2 separate regions of the Mus musculus genome follow, and region 1 is linked to region 2. The links are chromatin loops, found by intact Hi-C in ENCODE. Cell type or tissue: left cerebral cortex. All regions are shown on one strand. Each heading gives the region's core, and the rest is flanking DNA. Links, peaks and the distances in the headings are about the cores only. Region 1 has its middle 12 kb from the start of Cadps2. Region 2 has its middle 2.6 kb from the start of Tas2r118.

Evidence for each region. A loop is a pair of places that touch in the nucleus more often than their neighbours do. Peaks named below come from ENCODE experiments on the same cell type or tissue, not always from the same donor. Only the 100,000 strongest peaks of a DNase experiment are listed, where the experiment ranks them.
Region 1: a loop joins it to region 2, with 2.7 times the contacts of the local background. A loop is called at or near these places in 2 of 42 quality-filtered maps.

What each region holds. Positions count from the first base shown.
Region 1 is chr6:23,849,572-23,852,503 of GRCm38, forward strand. No RefSeq gene overlaps it. Among named protein-coding and RNA genes, the nearest start is that of Cadps2, 12 kb to the left of the region's middle. In left cerebral cortex, for the core only: a CTCF peak has its summit at 1,713; no DNase peak of the experiment used is centred there.
Region 2 is chr6:23,965,991-23,968,922 of GRCm38, forward strand. No RefSeq gene overlaps it. Among named protein-coding and RNA genes, the nearest start is that of Tas2r118, 2.6 kb to the right of the region's middle. In left cerebral cortex, for the core only: no CTCF peak of the experiment used is centred there; a DNase peak (open chromatin) is centred at 1,242; H3K27ac peaks cover 1,230 bases.

The sequences.
Region 1 (2,932 bases), core at 254-2,753, 120 kb before region 2:
GTGGGCAGCACCACTTCCTACTCAGGAGTTCCTGTGTAAAACCGAGTTAAGCACTAGCATAGATCCATTCATCTCTCTCTTCTAACTGCAGACTCAGTGATACCAACTCCTTCAAAATTCTACTGCAGAGATTTCCACAATCTGATGGGCCATGAGTGAAACCGTGAGCTAAAGAAAACCCTTTCTTCCTTCAGCTGCCTTGGTCAGACTGTATTACAGCAGGAGGAAAAGAAACTGAGACAGGAACGGACACATTTATATTTGAACCAGAAATTAGATATTTAGAACAAAGAGTCTACATATATACAAAATGAGTTCTAATGAGGTTTTTGAGTCTGTGCTATTAAGACAATTTTTTTACATTGTTCCTTTGTACTCAACATCACAGTTTCACATCTCACTTTTAGATAAGTGACATAAAATAGTCTATATAAAATAAACTTCTAAAATCCATTAATGTGTCTTATACATGATTTATTTGTGTGTAGGGGGATGCTAATAGGAGAGTGTATGTGTATATGGGAGTTCATGTGTAAGGCTCTGCATGGCTGTGATGTGCTTCTGGGGAGAAGAATGTGTGTGATTGAGAGGAAGAAGCGTAAGATGGAGGAGAGAAGACCCAATATGTATCAAAGCGACAGTCTTGCATCACAAGAGGATTGTTCATGCTTTTTCACCCCTCAGAAGTATGAACAAATAAATTAATAAATGTCAAAAGGTACCATTTAAAACCACACTCTAGGTAGCTTTAGGAAATCTGAAAATTCCTTACATTGCATCGAAGCTGAATTATACCCATGGGCTTTTCTAAGGAAAGATTCAAAATTCGTATCATGGAATACAAGACACCCCAAAGCTAAGAATCACTCTATCTGGGTACTTGTTTTTAATGAGAGTTGTAAGCATGCCTCAGGTTCATATTTGGTAACTAGAGTAAACTAAAGATTAATGATAAATAAGCCATATATAAGTAGCTATTCCTTCATAATTTACTAGGAAGTTTTAGTCACCATTTTCCCCTATAACCTCTTTAAACCAGCTATGTGATTTACATTAACATAATAAGAAAGATTATTAGGAAAGGCTTATCGTTAAATGTCTGTGTTTAAAACCTGAACAGTACTGACAGGTATAAATCATTTATGAAGGCAGTTAAATGTTAGATAAGCATAGGGAGACTTTATTAGTGGCTACACAGTTTTGGTAGGCCATTGAATACTTCTATGCTCACATAAATTTCTAGCACTCTTTAGAGACCCTGGTTCATGACTGTGAAAACATTTCTACTCTTCATCTATCCTCTATATTTACAGCATGCTAGAAAGGTGACAGCCAGTAATGTCTCAGTGTCTTGTTGAGGCTGGCAGGAGTCTGTGCCAATGATTGCATAAATTTACCAATTTGTATAGTGATAATAGTTGTTTATTTCTGGTGTTGGTATAGGGCTTAATTTTTAAAAGGAAAATAGTGCTAAATTTCGATGTATGCCTTTGCATACCAGAGCGGCAGAGTGGCATGTGTGTATGTGCACAAGCATGTGTGTATGTGCACAAGCCCGTGGGCATGCATTACCCACTGAGCACCTGATCTCACTGCACTGAGAGGTGCCTAGCACAACAGCTCTGCCAGCACGAAACCCTTTCTGCTCCCAAACATAAAATGAATTTTGGATTTACAAATTTTACAAATACAGGAATATCCATAAGATGGTGCTGTATCTTTAATTTAATCTGGTCGGGTTCTTGAATAAGGAAATATATCTATCACAAATAAGGTTAAAAGTCCAGATTACACTCCCCCCCCCCTTAATAAGAGTCTTAGGCTGTCTAGCTGACAATGTAAGGACAATTCAGAATTTTAAAAGCTATTTCACACATATCATATAATTACTAAAGAACCTTTGTTCTAGATTTAGCTGCCAACAACACATTAAAAAATAATCAAAATTCTCATTTCTACCAGCATTTTCTGAACTGCAGTCACTTTGAATATACCATATTAACCAAGAGGAGTGGTTGAATTATAGACAGTACCAATTTCTACCAAGGTCAATAGTAGTCTCTAGAAGCCCTTTGAAATACCCAGTCTGATTGAGAATTAGAAATGACATTGTATGCAAATGATTTCTTTCAAATGTTAAAATTTCTATTAAGTATTAACCCAATAAATTGCAATATCTAGTAAAAATCATTTCCTCAGTGATGGGAGTATAAGTTAAGTATGCTAATTTTATGGTCCAATAAAGGGTGATGCCTTCACAAGTAATGTTTAACTTCCCATTTAATTACTGAAATAGATTTCATAAATAGAATATTGCAAATGGGGCTGGAGAGATGGCTCAGTGGTTAAGAGCACCACCAACTGCTCTTCCAAAGGTCCTGAGTTCAAATCCCAGCAACCACATGGTGGCTCACAACCATCCTTAAGGAGATCTGACACCCTCTTCTGGGGTGTCTGAAGACAGCTACAGTGTACTTACATATAATAAATAAATAAATTTTTTAAAAAAATGAATATTGCAAATGGCTACTATTTCTATATTTTTGAGATAAATACTTTTATTTAAAAGGAATAAAAAGCTTTTGTCAAGAAGTGACAAGGGGAAGCTTGTTCATAAAAGGAAGAGTTAGGGGTCATGACACACATGACAGCCACAGAGACATAGCCAAAGACAAGCCAAGTTCCATCAATAAATACATGGAAATCTCAGCCACAGAGACATATCCAAAGTATGAGCCAAATTCCATCAATAAGTATATGCAAATTTCAAATCAGGCATGAACTGTTGTGAGGCATATTTAACTACATGAGTCTGACTTCCATTTATTTTCTCATTTTTCTCTTTGGATATTTCTTCCTTTTGGGGAACACCATCATTAGATCTCTTGTACAAAGTAATGCTATCATTTTGTAGGAAACTGAATAGATGTTT
Region 2 (2,932 bases), core at 278-2,777:
AGGCAGTGCCTTTTAAAAGGGCACGCTGAATAGGAAAGGCAAAACCTGGCAAAAGTGAGGAGAGTGATTCCCAGGCCTGGAGGCCGCTTATGCAAATATCCTGTGCATGGGTATTGACATTCAGGAAATAGTGAGGAGATAAGTAAACCTCATGCAAACACTGAGGTTTACATTGTAGATTATTGGGAGTTACGAATTGGCAGGTGTATCAGAGACTAGTGATGGACTCTCTTGACTACCAGGAGGAGTCAAATGATGCAAATGAACCTATGCACCCTACTTCACCCTACTTAGTAGGAGTGTGGGTAAAGGAGAAAGATTTTTATCTAGCAAATAAAATCTGGGTGAGTCTAACTACGAATAGACTCTATGATAAGTGTTATTAGGAATTCACCATTGCTGCCTGCCCCCACTGTATCTAAGTCACTCACCAAGACCAGGGGGCACTGCATAAAGGGCAAATATTTACTTTCAAGCTACTAATAATTTGATGTGTACAAAGTGAATGATACTTGCAGGTGCCAGTCTGCAATGCTCACGGGGTTTTTTCCTTATTCCACTGCTGCTGCCAATGGGTTTCTAAACGTTTGTGCCCAACACTTAGAAACATACCTTTCTCAATTCCAGTAAGCACAACACACTCACTGCGAAAGCAGAGTGAGCCAAAGATACAATAAAGTTGTGAAAACTGAACAACAGAAACACATGAGCCTCTTAGTGCCAAGCTAACGGAAGATTTGCTTTGTTCTTGGTCACATTCTCTCTATTGCTTTTCTGTTAGCATCTCCCTTTTTATCTTTTTTTTTCTAGATTAAAACCCTTTGGTCCCTTAAGAAAACACCCCTTTGTTTGCTATCCATTTTCATTGGTTTTAGAGTGAGAAATAGTCATCAGTATGGATTTAACATTCTTACTTCTGTTTTCCAGCTGGGTTGCTTGGGTGATCTTGACTTGTCCTTTGAAATGAGATAATGGATGGAAGATTTCCTTGGGAACTTGTGGGTGTCACAGATATATAGGACAAGCATCGTTTCTGTTTCTATTTTTTTTTCAGACTTCCTCATCCTTCAGCTGTTCTTAACACTCCAACCTCATGCATGTCATGGATAAGTTTTCCATTGCACTTTTTTAAAAAAGGAAAATAGTGAGAACACTAAAAATACTCCCTAGTTTCTGGAATAGTATCTCTGTGTGTGGTGGTGGGGGCGAGGGGGTTCTTTTTGCTCATTCTCTATTTATATACTTGTAAAGAGAACAGTCCTTCCTTCTAGCTATCTGAGATTTTGGAACATGCAAAGACCCTTCTGTATATAGATACAAATAACAAAGGTATAATCCAAGCTTCCCTGGCTCTTGCTCAACCCACTCTGAAAGGATCCCAAACTCTTACAACCTAACTCCTAACAAGCTTACAAACCACTCCTTGGAGACCTTGGCCACATGGTTAAGATTTATTTTGCTCAGCATCCCTTCAGGTGAGACTCTGCTCAGCATTACCAAATATACCAGTTTTCCATCCCACCTTTAGCTGTAGCTGAGCCAGTGTAGCCTGGGAGATATCCACACTGCATGGAACACATCCTTCTTCAAGTAGGGCAGCATGTTTTTTTTTTCTTTCTTTCCTATGCAGTATCAGGGATACTGCTGAGAAAAACTGAATGGAAGTTTTGGAAGTGATCTTTTAGGCTTTACTTACATTCATGCTCTCAGCATCAAATATGGACTCAACATGGAAAATATGTCAGAGTGACACACTCAAGAGAAAAAGAATATCCATTTCTTTCTAGGCACCAAAATTTGCTTTCACAACCAGCCATGAGTTACCCATAACCATGTCTTCATTGGATGGTTTGCTTTCAGGAGTAGAATCAGTCTTCTGAAAGAAGAGCCAGAAGTTCGGTTCATCAACTATGTCCACCATGTATAAAAGTTGGAAAATTGTGTTCCCTACCTTGTCACTAGAACACAGAAAGAGATATGACTGTGTTTAGCAGAAATACATTGAAAGTGTCTGGGATAGATTAAGAAATAAGTATCCAGAGTTAGCTATTAATGAGATATTTGGTTGTTAGAGAATCAGTCAAAAGAAAGAGATGAAGAGAAAATATGTAATGGAGAGGTAAGACCAGACCCCTTTGCCTAAAGGCAAAGATCTGAAACTTGTTAGGGGAAGTTTAAAGCAATGCATATTGAACAATGATGTCTAATGGGTGATTTCAAAATGGATTTTTCTGTGGTTCCTATAGTCTTACCCAACTTGGCAAAATTTTGGATTGTTATAAGCGCAGAACAATAAGGTACAGAAAATGTAGGTTGACATCACTCCTGCGTTGTTAAGATGGATTCTTGATTCTCTTGTGTTATATAGGGCAATAAATAAACAAATTGAACGAAGTAGTTACAAATTAAAATAGCAAATGTTACAGAATGTTTGCTCTAAGTCACAGCACAATTAAATCAAGTATCCAGGCAATGACTGTTGTCAGTTTTTGCCCACTGAAATCATTGATATTTAGGGATATCATGGATGAGACCAGAGTGGGTAAATGATATTCTGGGGAAGAATACAATGTCTTGGTCAATGAAATAAAGAAGAGTTAACTTTCTACTAGACTTATAAAGGAACAAAGGGCCAGTATTTGGAGAGAGCAAGGTTGTTTGTATGTGTGTGTGTGTGTGTGTGTGTGTGTATAAATCACTGCATAAAAGTCTAGAAGCAGCAGAATAGGTTGTGGGCAATGGTAAGACATTTTCCTTCTTAAACTCAAGGTAGGAAGGGGGAATTAATGGCTTAATATATGGTGAGCATTAAGTGAGCAGACAATAAATTCCTGACAGGAAGGGGGATTTATATGAATTTGTGAGGCAATCAACAATGTGAGAATGATTTTGACTGTAATATATAGAACACCCCATGTTTACTATTACAGTG